3 separate regions of the Homo sapiens genome follow, and regions 1 and 3 are each linked to region 2. A link is a contact called in ENCODE Hi-C or POLR2A ChIA-PET data. All regions are on one chromosome and are shown on one strand. Each heading gives the region's core, a stretch centred on a gene start or an enhancer-like site at or near the end of the contact. The rest is flanking DNA. Distances are from core to core; before and after follow the strand shown. Region 1 overlaps TLDC2 (TBC/LysM-associated domain containing 2). Region 2 overlaps DLGAP4 (DLG associated protein 4). Region 3 overlaps MTCL2 (microtubule crosslinking factor 2).

The links. Hi-C counts contacts between places; a loop is a spot of excess contacts on that map. ChIA-PET counts read pairs that join two places held with the same protein, here RNA polymerase II (POLR2A). Pooled maps may share reads with other maps.
Region 1: a loop to region 2 is called in a pooled map, with 2.8 times the contacts of the local background. The contact joins two enhancer-like sites. A Hi-C loop is called at or near these places in 5 of 37 single-sample maps with no recorded cell type and 4 of 50 pooled maps. POLR2A ChIA-PET finds 5 or more read pairs at or near these places in 1 of 52 experiments (activated B cell).
Region 3: a loop to region 2 is called in a map of ascending aorta, with 2.6 times the contacts of the local background. The contact joins two enhancer-like sites. A Hi-C loop is called at or near these places in 1 of 168 maps with a recorded cell type or tissue (ascending aorta), 2 of 37 single-sample maps with no recorded cell type and 9 of 50 pooled maps. POLR2A ChIA-PET finds 5 or more read pairs at or near these places in 4 of 52 experiments (activated B cell, activated CD8-positive, alpha-beta memory T cell, activated T-cell and 1 more).

Annotation. Positions count from the first base shown.
Region 1 is chr20:36,885,350-36,889,101 of GRCh38, forward strand. It overlaps TLDC2 (TBC/LysM-associated domain containing 2), which reads left to right. Exons shown (of 7, transcript NM_080628.3): 5 at 2,106-2,179. Among named protein-coding and RNA genes, the nearest start is that of TLDC2, 11 kb to the left of the region's middle. RefSeq lists an enhancer at 1,839-2,561. Within about 2 kb of position 2,007, at least 9 of the 41 ENCODE cell types and tissues checked have a DNase peak (open chromatin) inside an H3K27ac peak, as active enhancers do.
Region 2 is chr20:36,466,044-36,469,797 of GRCh38, forward strand. All of the region lies in intron 7 of DLGAP4 (DLG associated protein 4), which reads left to right. Among named protein-coding and RNA genes, the nearest start is that of MYL9, 74 kb to the right of the region's middle. RefSeq lists an enhancer at 1,592-1,641. Within about 2 kb of position 1,753, at least 27 of the 41 ENCODE cell types and tissues checked have a DNase peak (open chromatin) inside an H3K27ac peak, as active enhancers do.
Region 3 is chr20:36,826,464-36,830,366 of GRCh38, forward strand. MTCL2 (microtubule crosslinking factor 2) reads right to left here. Exons shown (of 15, transcript NM_080627.4): 3 at 2,591-2,749. Among named protein-coding and RNA genes, the nearest start is that of MTCL2, 35 kb to the right of the region's middle. RefSeq lists enhancers at 1,090-1,149, 1,650-1,759. Within about 2 kb of position 1,608, at least 6 of the 41 ENCODE cell types and tissues checked have a DNase peak (open chromatin) inside an H3K27ac peak, as active enhancers do.

The sequences.
Region 1 (3,752 bases), core at 757-3,256, 420 kb after region 2:
GCCTGTCTTTCCAGTCTATTGTTATGGAATCTCATCTTCTAAAAAATTGGTTAATTCTTGGCTATCTCTGGCCTTCTGGCACTTGTATTCCTCATGAATTCGGTAGTTCGTTGATTGCTATTCCAAACGGCACCATGAACTTGGTCTCAATTCCTTCCACAGCAACGTGTATCTTACTCCTTCAGGTCAAAGGTCATGTCCTTCGAGAAAGTAGAGGAGGACTTGAATGATTCTGTCCCCTTGTGGTCACTTGTTAATATGATCTCATCTCTCCTGAGCATAGGACGTATCTTTTATTAGTCTGTTTTCCGGCTAAAAACCCTTTGGTTGCTCACAGCATTTTGGGCCACTGATTAAGGCAATAACATCCTATCGTTTTGCAGCCCTTTAAAACTATTTTGACTCTTGAATAATTTTTGCATTCAATAAATATATATGTTCCAGGAATACAGCCAGGAAGAAGACAGGCCACACGGAACTTAACGTCCTTAATATAAATAAATAAAGAGGAATGAAACAGGGTCTGGGAGGAAGGGCTACTTCAGATAGGGTGGTCCAGGAAATTTCTGAGATGATATTTGGGCTGAAGGATGAGAGGTGGGCCCTCTGAGGATCTAGGGGAAGAGCATTCTGGGCAGAGGGATTCTAGGTCAGGAATGGGCTTTGGGTGTTCCAGGGATGGAAAGACTGGTGTGGCTAATGTGTAGTCAATAAGGGGGAGAAGGGGCCAGAGAGAAAATCAGGGGTTAGAGCTGGCTGCACTTTTTAAGTTTTGACAGTTTTTTTGTTGTTTTTTAGAGTTGGGGTCTTGCGCTGTTATCCACGCTAGAGTGCAGTGGTGCGATCATAGCTCACTGCAGCCTCCACTCCTGGGCTCAAGTGATCCTTCCACCTTAGCCTCCCCAGTAGCTGGGACTATAGGTGCACACCACTGTGACCAGCTAGGTTTAAAAATTTGTTTTAGGGCCGGGCGCAGTGGCTCGAGCCTGTAATCCCAGCTCTTTGGGAGGCCAAGGCAGGCGGATCACGAGGTCAATAGATTGAGACCAGCCTGGGCAACATGGTGAAACCTGTTTCTACTAAAATACAAAAAGTTAGCCGGGCGTGGTGGTGCGTGCCTGTAGTCCCAGCCACTCAGGAGGCTGAGGCAGGGGAATCGTTTGAACTCAGGAGGCGGAGGTTGCAGTGAGCCAAGATTGCGCCACTGCACTCCAGCCTGGCAAAAGAGCGAGACTCTGTCTCAAAAGAGAGAGAAAAAAAATTTTTTTTAGAGATAGGGGAGGGTCTTACTATGTTGCCTTGGTTGGTCTAGAACTCCTGACCTCGAGGAAACTCCTGGCCTCAAGTGATCCTCCCGCCTCAGCCTACTGAGTAGCTGGGATTACAAGTGCACACCATCACACCTAGCTAGTTAAAAAATTGCTGGGATTACAGGCATGAGCCACTGCGCCAGTCCCAGGCTGCACTTCTGGCCATTGTTAAGGAGTTGAATTTTATCCCCATTGCAATGGGAAGCCATTGGAGGACTTAGGCAGAGGAGAGATAACATCTGATTTGGACGTAGAACAGATCACGCAGATTGCAGTGTGGGTATGGCTGTAGGTACAGACAGTGGATGCAGAGGGACCAGCTGGGAGGCTGTGATCCAGGCAGAGGACGGGATAGAAATGGCGGCAGGCCCGCTGTGTCTAGAGCTGCGAGGCTTGTTGATGAGCTGGATGTGAGGCAGCACTGAAGAGCAGGCGGGCTGGTGTTGTCCGGGTGAGAGTTAGTTAGAAGGGCAGTATCAGTTCCCACTCCTGGCCTGGACTGCTCCCCTCCTCCCTCCAGCTTTGGAAGCAGGAAGCCTCAGGGGTCGTTGTCCTATTCTAGAACAAAGAGGCTTCTAGGCTGTAGGAATTCAAACTAGAGGGCATGCGGTGGTGACTCCAAGGAGACTGAGAAGATAAACCCCAAGATCCCTGAGCCCGGAGTCCCACCTGCGGCTCGGTTGGGGCCTGGATGCTGTTCCCGCCACAACACTGCCATCCAGTGGTTCGGGGTCAAACTGCAAGGGCGGGACTCGCTCGCTTAGTAACCTGAGCCTTTCCCTATGTATCACCCAGGTCTTTAAGTGGACTGGAAGCAACTCTTTCTTTGTGAAGGGAGACTTGGATTCACTGATGATGGGCAGTGGCAGGTGAGTGTCTCAGTCTTCCCGAGTCTTGGGGCGGTCTGTGTTCTGGTCCCTTTCCCTCTGCCGAACTGCTGGGCTAGGCTGCCCTTGATGCAATGGCGAGGCTAGTGGGGAACTCTCAGGCCGTTCCCCTCATTGCTCAGCCTCCCAGCCAACCCCCTCAACCTCACGCTAAGCCAGTATTAAGGAGAAAGGATGCATGAGTGCCCCCACTGAAGTGTTACAGCTGGTGACAGTTTAGTCTGAATGTATGCAACTTTGGGAAAAGAATTCCACATGGTTGGATGAGACTAGCGTCAAGAGATGAGTGTGCCTCGTTTTTCCACCAGCCCAGGAATTGCAGGGGACATAACTCATTGCAGGAACCTCCCTCGGTGAGGACGGGGTAGAGAGAGGTAGGAAAAAAAAGTTGATCTCATCCTGGTGTGACCTTCACATTCAGGGGGCATGCGTCTTATCCTGAGGGCGGGGATGAGAGCATTGCTTGATTAGTACCAGGCAAATTCTTTGCTCTCCCAACTGCCTGAAAAGCCTCCACTGAGGGGCAGCTTGGCACAGAACACATCAGCCATTGCTGATCTGCAGGAATTCACTTCCTGGTTTCAGCCGAGGTTTTCTGTCAAATAAGGGGATTAGAATGGACGCTCTGAAGCATTTGGGCTCTCAGAGTTTGCACCCTGAGATGTACTAGCTTTGGTTAAAGAATTGCCATTTTGTTTTTTTTGAGACAGAGTCTCGCTCTGTCGCCCAGGCTGGAGTGCAGTGGTGTGATCTCAGCTCACCACACCCTCCGACTCCTGGGTTCAAGTGATTCTCCTGCCTCAGCGTCTCGAGTAGCTGGGACAACAGTTGCCCACCACCACGTCCGGCTAATTTTTGTATTAAGAATTGCTATCTTGGACCGAGCGTGGTGGCTTGTGCCTGTAATCCCAGCACTTTGGGAGGCCGAGGTGGGCGGATCACGAGGTCAGGAGATCGAGACCGTCCTGGCTAACATGGTGAAACCCCATCTCTACTAAAAATACAAAAAATCAGCCAGGCGTGGTGGTGGGCACCCGTAGTCCCAGCTACTCGGGAGGCTGAGGCAGGAGAATGGTGTGAACCCGGGAGGTGGAGCTTGCAGTGAGCCAAGATCGCGCCATTGCACTCCAGGCTGGGCGACAGAGCAAGACTCCTATCAAAAAAAAAAAAAAAAAAAAAAAATTGCCATCTTGACCAGGCGCAGTGGCTCACACCTGTAATCCCAGCACTTTGGGAGGCCAAGGCAGGCAGATCGCTTGAGGTCAGGAGTTCAAGACCAGCCTGGCCAACATAGCAAAACCCCATCTCTACTAAACATACAAAAATTAGCCAGGCATAGTGGTGGGCGGCCTGTAATACCAGCTACTAGGGAGGCTGAGGTAGGAAAATTGCTTGAACCCGGGAGGTGGAGGTTGTGGTGAGCCAGGGTCGTGCCACTGCACTCCAGCCTGGGTGACAAAGCAAGACTCCGTTTCAATAAATAAATAAATAAATAAATAAACAAATAAATAAATAAAGCTCTTAACCCCATGGGGAACAATGTGCTGAGTCCCCA
Region 2 (3,754 bases), core at 503-3,002:
TAAAATTTGGGTTTCTTGTCTTTATAAAGCTCCATCCCTAGACACTCTCATTTGGCAGGTCTTGGGGCAGGAATCACATGCCCCTAGGTTTTTAAACCAGCTCTCTAGAGGATGCTGGTGCTGAGAGCCTGTCGGCTGCAACCTGGGAAAAGCTGAACTGAGAGGACCCTGGTTTGCATGACAGCCTAGCTTGTTGCTGTGTGACCTTGGATTAGTCAGCTTTCTGTACCTCCGTTTTCCTCCCTATCAGATTGGGATGGAAATGAGAACTCGTGTAGTAACAGCCCCTCAATAAATGGCAGTCATCACCATCATCAGCTTTGTTTTGTGTGGGGATTGGTGGTTTTCAGAAGCAAGTCACCTTTCCCCTACTTGGTCCTGGCAGCAGGCACTGTCAAGTCAGACTGGGCCAGGGTGCAGGCTGTGGAATTGAACACCTGAGCAGGAATGAAGTCTAGTCCTTACAGGAATGTAATGAGGTTGATGAGGTGTGTGGTGTAAATCTCTCTCGGGTTCCCAGATTTCCCAGACCTGACTGTGGCTGCCTTTCCTCACTCAACCTGTGCTGGAATCAGCTGTGTTAACAGACAGACCCACCCATTCTTAGAAACCAAGGCTACCTTAAAGAGAAATACAAGCCACATTCTAGAGCTAAAACATGGCTGTTCCACAGCATGGAGGCAGGCCCAGGGACGGGTAGGGATGCCTAGGATCCCAGAGCAAGACTAGAGCCACATCTCTGCCTCCCTCCCCCGGGCTCCCTCGTCTCTGTACATCACTGGCCTGGAGCCCTGAGGTCTGGTTTGGCCAGTGAACAGTTTCCTCATGGGATAGGAGCAAGAGAAGTGGTCCCAAGTGGTCAAAGCGAGTCTCTCGCTCTTGCTCTCTCTCTCTCTCTCTCTGTCTCTCTCTCTCTCTCTCTGTCTCTCTCCTCTCTCTCTCTCTCTGTCTCTGTCTCTCTCTCTCTCTCTCTCCTCTCTCTCTCTCTCTCTCTCTCTCTCTCTCTCTCTCTCTCTCTCTCCCCCCCCCTTCTCTCGGCCCTGCCTTCCTAGCCCTGGGCCAGGCTCTGAGAGGATGGGGATTAATAGACAGACAAGGCGTCTCTGCCCTGAGGAACTTATGGTCTGACAAGAAGACAAGCCTACAATTATGAGAGACTGTGTGACACTCTGTAATTAAGCGTCTGCTGAGGAAAAGCATTGTCTGAGAAGGAAGAAGTGAGCATGAGCCAGAGGAAACAAGAGCCCTTTGAGGGGAGCTGGATTTGCAGAGGCAGAGGGTGGTGCCGACATTCCAGGGAGGTGGGTGCAGAGGGCATGGCTGGATGATAAGTGTGCATTTAGGGAAACAGCAGTATGCTAGTTTTGCTGAGGCATCAGGGCTCTGGCTGGAAAATCTGGGTGGAGCCAGGAGGTTGTAGGCAGTGTTAAACAGCTGAAAAGCAGAGGCACTGGGGAGGCATGGAAGGTTTTAGAGCAGAGGTAGCACAACTGGAAGACTTTCCAGAGGATGAATCAGGCTGGGTAAATTGGAATGAATAAAAATCACAACAGGGAGGAGGCTTTGCAGGCATCCAGATGACACAAGAGGGTGAGGTTTGGGTGGGGCCCATGGGAGTGGGAAGAGCCAATTGGGGTAGCAGAGGATGCTGTGCTCCCTTAGGAAAGCTTGGCCAGCGCTCTGATGGGCCAGAAGGGAAAATGTTGGGTGTTGCTGGTTTGGGGCAGGAAGTAGCAGTCTGAGCACATTTCTTGTACACCTGCTGTTTGCCTGGCTCTGCGCCAGGGGCTCCACAAGGGCGCTCATGAAATCTGTACAATAAGCCAGAGGCAGATGGACTTCCCATCCCTGTTTTGCAGATAAGGAAAAGGTAGCTCAGGCCCAAGGCCAACTGTCTCCAAACCGTGTCTCTTCCCACAGCTCAGCTCTGCTTCTTGGAAAGGGAACTCCTGCTTTTAGGGTCCCAAGGGGCTGAGCCTTCTTTCCCTTTAATTAGGAGCAAGCACATTTATCCTAAAAGCCCACAAATCTTGCTTTCTAAGGATCCTGAAGGTCAGGGTGCCAGTTTAGAATTCCTTAAAGGTGGAAGAGTCAGAGGAGCTAGGGACCCTCACACAAGCAGTTTTACACACTGGACTGTGAGAAGGTTCCGGAGTTGTGCTGTGTATATGTCCAGTCTGATAGTAGGCATGTCCACCACTGGGTCTGTTGGAATTCTCAGCCAGCCCCCACCAGAGAGGGGCCCAGCCAACGCAATCAGTCACCCACAAAGGCGGGAAGGGACTTGTCTCCAAGGTGCCTTGCACAGGAGAGCCAAGTGACGGAGGCTAGGACTCATTTCTCAGGCTGCAGCCAGGAATCCCCAGTGGGCAGAGGGAAAGGGAAGGGGACTAGTGCTTACACAGTGGCTACCATGGGAGGCAGCAGTGGTTGGTCCCAGTGTACAGCCAGGAAATTGATGGCTTGGCCGAGGCCTCCCAGCCAATCATTCTCTCTGTGTGCAGCCCACACTCCTCTGAACACAAACTTGGTCATGAGGCAGAGCAACCACATGGCAGGCACAGCCTCCAGGTGCCCCTCACCCTGCTGGTCCCTTGCCTCCAGCAAACACCCAGCATCTGTATGCCAGTTTGCTTTGGCAGATACTCTGAGCCCAGTGGTATGCAGGGTACAATTGTAACTGTAACCGTGTTCGTCATACCAAAATCTGGACAAAGGTTTTGAGAGATTTTTTGCTCCTTTGGAACAGAGGTGGCCTGAGAAATGCTATTTGGACTTTGGAACAGTGGACTAGAGTGACCTATGCTGTCCCTTTCCATTGTAGTAATTCATTTGATGACCATCTGGAGCCAGTTGCTTTCTCGTAAATTTGCTCATTCTCCCGTATATTCATTCTTTTTGTTTTGTTTCAGCACGTTGGTTCTGGATCTTTAATATTTGTTTAGTTTGTTTTGATTTGCAGAGCACTTTCATACACATTATCTCAGTAGATCTTTATCCAACTTTGGAAAGTATTACTATTCTTATCATCCTTGTTTTTCAGAAGAGGAAACTGAGGTTCACTGGTAGAAAGAGGCTTGACCAAGCTCACTGTGGCTGAGCTACTTATTCAATAAATATTTATTAAGTGCTGCTCTGTGCCTGGCAGTGAGCTGGCCCTGGGGAAACACTGACAGACAGAGCTGCCTTAAAGACTTAGTTTCTGACCTCCCAGAGTCTGCAGCAGCAGCACACCGAGATCTAGCCAGGATCCACCCCAGGCTCCTAACCTGCATCCTGGGCCCTCTCCACTTCAGGTCCCTGTAGTTTGGGCCTGTGGCTTAGGTCTAGACTGTTGCAGCCCGTGAGCCCTTATCCTGGAGCATCTTGGTATAAAGCAAGCCAAGGCATAAGTCTCTGCAAACCGAACTTCAAAAGTAACAAAAGAGGCTGGGCATGGTGGCTCACGCATGTAATCCCAGCACTTTGAGAGGCTGAGGCGGGCGGATCACCTGAGGTCAGGAGTTCGAGACCAGCCTGGCCAACATGGCAAAACCCAATCTCTACTAAAAATACAAAAATTAGCCGAGCGTGGTGGAACATGCCTGTAATCCCAGCTACTCAGGAGGCTGAGGCGGGAGAATTGCTTGAACCCGGGAGGTGGAGGTTGCAGTGAGCCGAGATCGCGCCATTGCACTCCAGCCTGGGCAACAGAGCAAGACTCTGTCTCAAAAAAAAAAAAAAAAAAGTAACAAAAGAGGTCTTCAGGAATGGC
Region 3 (3,903 bases), core at 358-2,857, 360 kb after region 2:
ACCTCTTGGGCTCAAGTGATCCTCCCACCTCAACCTCCCTAGTAGCTGGGACTACAGGCATGCACAAAGATGCCTGGCTAAATTTCGTATTTTTTGTAGAGACGGGGTTTTGCCATGTTGCTCAGGCTGGTCTTGAACTCCTAGCCCCAACCAATCTGCCCACCTCTGCCTCCCAGAATGCTGGGGTTACAAGCATGAGCCACCACACCCAGCCTCATTCCTTCTTAAGGTTGAATAGTTTTCCATTATACATGTGTACTACACTTTGTTTATCCATTCCTCTGTTGATGAACATTTGGGTTGCTTCTACCCTCTGGCTATTGTGAGTTATGCTGCTATGAACACGGGTGTGTAAATATCTCTTTGAGTCTCTGCTTTCAATTCTTTTGGGATATACCTAGAAGTGAGATTGCTGGATCATATGATTGTTCTATGTTTAATTTTTGAGGAACTGCCATACTATCTTATTCTTTTTAATTTCTTCATAGTATTCTATGGCTACATAATCTTATTAATGATCCTAAACAACCTCATAGGCTGCGTACAGTTATCATCCTGCTTTATTTATTTATTTATTTATTTATTTATTTATTTATTTGAGATGGAGTTTCACTTTTGTCGCCCAGGCTGGAATGAATGCAGTGGCGCAATCTCGGCTCACTGCAACCTCCACCTCCCAGGTTCAAGAGATGCTCCTGCCTCAGCCTCCCAAGTACCTGGGATTACAGGTGCCCGCCACCACACCCAGCTAATTTTTTTTTGTATTTTTAGTAGACATGGGGTTTCGCCATGTTGGCCAGGCTGGTCTTGAACTCCTAACCTCAGGTGATCCACCCACCTCAGCCTCCCAAAGTGCTGGGATTACAGGCGTGAGCCACTGTGCCTGGACCCCCCTTTTTTTTTTTTTTTTTTTTTTTGGAGATAGGGTCTCACTCTGTCTCCCAGGCTGGAGTGCAGTGGTGCGATCTCACCTCACTGCAGCCTCCACTTCCTAAGTAGCTGGGACTACAGGCAGGCACCACCACACCTGGATAATTTTTGCATTCTTTATAGAGACAGAGTTTCACTATGTTGCCCAGGCTGGTCTCGAACTCCTAGGCTCAAGAGATCTGCCCACCTTGGCCTCCCAAAGTGCTGGGATTATAGGTGTGAGCCACCGTGCAGGCTTTGCTTGTTTGTTTGCTTGCTTATCCTGATGTCACAGATAAAGAAACTGAGACTTAGAGAGGGGAAGTGGCTTCAGGGTTCCAGCCACATCTCTGCTAAGGAGAGGCTGGGTGAACTCAGGCAAGCTGTTCCTCCTGAGCCTCAGTTTCATTACTTGTACCGTGACCTTAAGATGCTTTCAGAAATTGTCTCCCCTTTTCACTATCAAGGGTTGCAGCAGCAAGACGGTGTGAAGATGGTGCTCCGTGTTATGGGCCAGGCCATGGGGGTGGGCAGCTGAATGAAGGGAGGGGGCTAGCCACCCTTAGCAGCAAACGCCTCCTCTCCCTGCACACTGAGAGGGCATTGGCACATCACACCAACACACCCAGTGGGAAGGATGGCTGGAGGAATGTTCTGGCCTTGGGCTGTGGTGTCTCAGTCCAAGGACACTGGCAGGCTCGCCCTCGGGGGAGGAAGGCAGGCAGCGCCTGCAGCGAGGAGTGTGCCCTAGAAGAATGCACGATCCTCATATCTCATCAGCAGGCAGAGAGCTAAGGCCTGGCTCTGCCTCTAGGGCCAGAAGCCACCCCAGGCCATTTGGAACACAGAACCCTGGAATGGGGGGATTCCAGCCTTTAAGGGACACCTAGGCTGATGGTTTCTAGCCGGCATTCTGCAGAACCCCCTGAGCCCTGCATGGCCTTGAGGTTGTCCCTCCCTCTCTCTCAGGGGCTGTTTGCTCATCCACAAAATGGGCATGATCGCAACCTTGTTAGCATGAAAATGTTTGAGATAAACTGTCAAGCAGGGCGCATAACACACTGTATACCCAACACACAACAGGAGGAGAAGGTCTGCCAGGGGAGGAACTGGCATGAACAAACACAGACAGGAATGTGTCTCAGGGTCACATTCGGGAAGCACCAGTACCCCAGAGACACTGGCCTGAGACCCAGCCCCTGCACTGACTTCACACCAAATGGCAGGATCTCGCAGTCTCTTGCAGCCACTCCACATGCGTTATTCCTGTTGGTCCTCACAATGACTCAGGGCACCACTGCCCCATTGTATAGGTAAGGAAACTGAGGCACAGAGGGCTGAGCCCCATGCCTGACATTGTTGCATGTTTTCTCAGTTAATCCTCCCACAGCGGCTGTGGTTCTTTGATGAATGACTCTCTCTCTCATTACCCCGTGAGCTCCCTGAGGACAGGAACTGGGTGTGTTTTGTTCACCATTGTAACCTTAGTGTCCAGCACACAATTTACACAGTAGGTGCTCAGGAAATGCATGTTGGAGGAATGAATGAATAAACAACCTTGCCAGGGAGGCATAAGCTGCCCATTTCCCACAAGCGGGGGCTCACAGAGACACTGGCTTGGGGGGGCTTGCATGTGCCCACCTGCCCTAGGCTGGCCCTGCTGGATGCATGAGGTCCTCACCTCTCTCGGTCGCTCCAGCTCCGTCTGCAGCACCTGCTTAGCCAGCTCAGTCTCGATGAGCCGCTGACGAAGCTCTTCGTTCTCCTCCTCCAGCCGCGCCCGTTTCTTCTCCACCACCTCGAGCTCCTTATGCAGCCGCATGGAGATGTCCTTAGAGACCTGTGCAGGGGTGGGAGAGAGAAGGATGTGAGCAGGCTGAGGAGAGCCCCCACTGCAAGTCCCACTGACCACCCGACTTTCACAGCAGGGCAACCCTAGAGACAGGCAGGTTCCTATCGCATCACTGCCACGCTGCAGATGAGCAAACTGAGGCACAAAGAGACCAAGAAACTCATGAAGGAAGCAGTAGAACCAAAACCCAAACCTAGGTACCGCAAGCTCTCAGCATCTGTATCACAGCACAGCCCCAGAAAGCTGGGAAGACCCTGTTCTCAGGAATGCCTTTTCATTTACCTGAGGCTTTTTTTTTTTTTTTTTTTTTTGAGACAGGGTCTCACTATGTCTCCCAGGCTGGAGTGCAGTGGTGCAATCATGTCTCACTGCAGGCTTGAACTCCAGGGCTCAAGCAATCCTCTCACCTCAGCCTCCTGAGTAGCTGGGACTACAGGTATGCATAACCACAACTGGCTAATTTTTGCATTTTTATGTAGACACGGGGTCTCAGCCGGGCGCAGTGGCTCACACCTGTAATCCCAGCACTTTGGGAGGTCGAGACAGGTGGATCACCTCAGGTCAAGAGTTCGAGACCAGACTGGCCAACATGGTGAAACCCCATCTCTACTAAAAATACAAAAAATTAGCCAGGCGTGGTGGCAGGTGCCTGTAATCCCAGCACTTTGGGAGGCTGAAGCAGGAGAATTGCTTGAACCAGGGAGGCAGAGGCTGCGGTGAGCCAAAATCATGCCACTGCACTCCAGCCTGGGCAATAAGAGCAAAACTTTGTCTATAAATAAATAAATAAAAAGAAACGGGGTCTCACTATGTGGTCCAGGAGAGTCTTGAACTTGTGGCCTCAAGGGATCCTCCTGCCTCAGCTTCCCGAGTAGCTGAGATTACAGGCATGAGCCACTGTGCCTGCCTACCTGGGCTCTTCACACTTCCAAAGCCTCTCCCAGCCACCACTTGCCCAGTCCTCACAAAAGCCTGTGGGAGGGCCAGAAGCTCATCTTAAAGGGAGGAGACTGAGGAACTGGGTACAGTAGCTCACACCTGTAATCCCAACACTTTGAGGGGCTGGACACGGTAGCTCACACCTGGAATCCCACACTTTGAGAGGCCGAGGCAGGGGGATCGCTTGAGCCCAGGAATTCGAG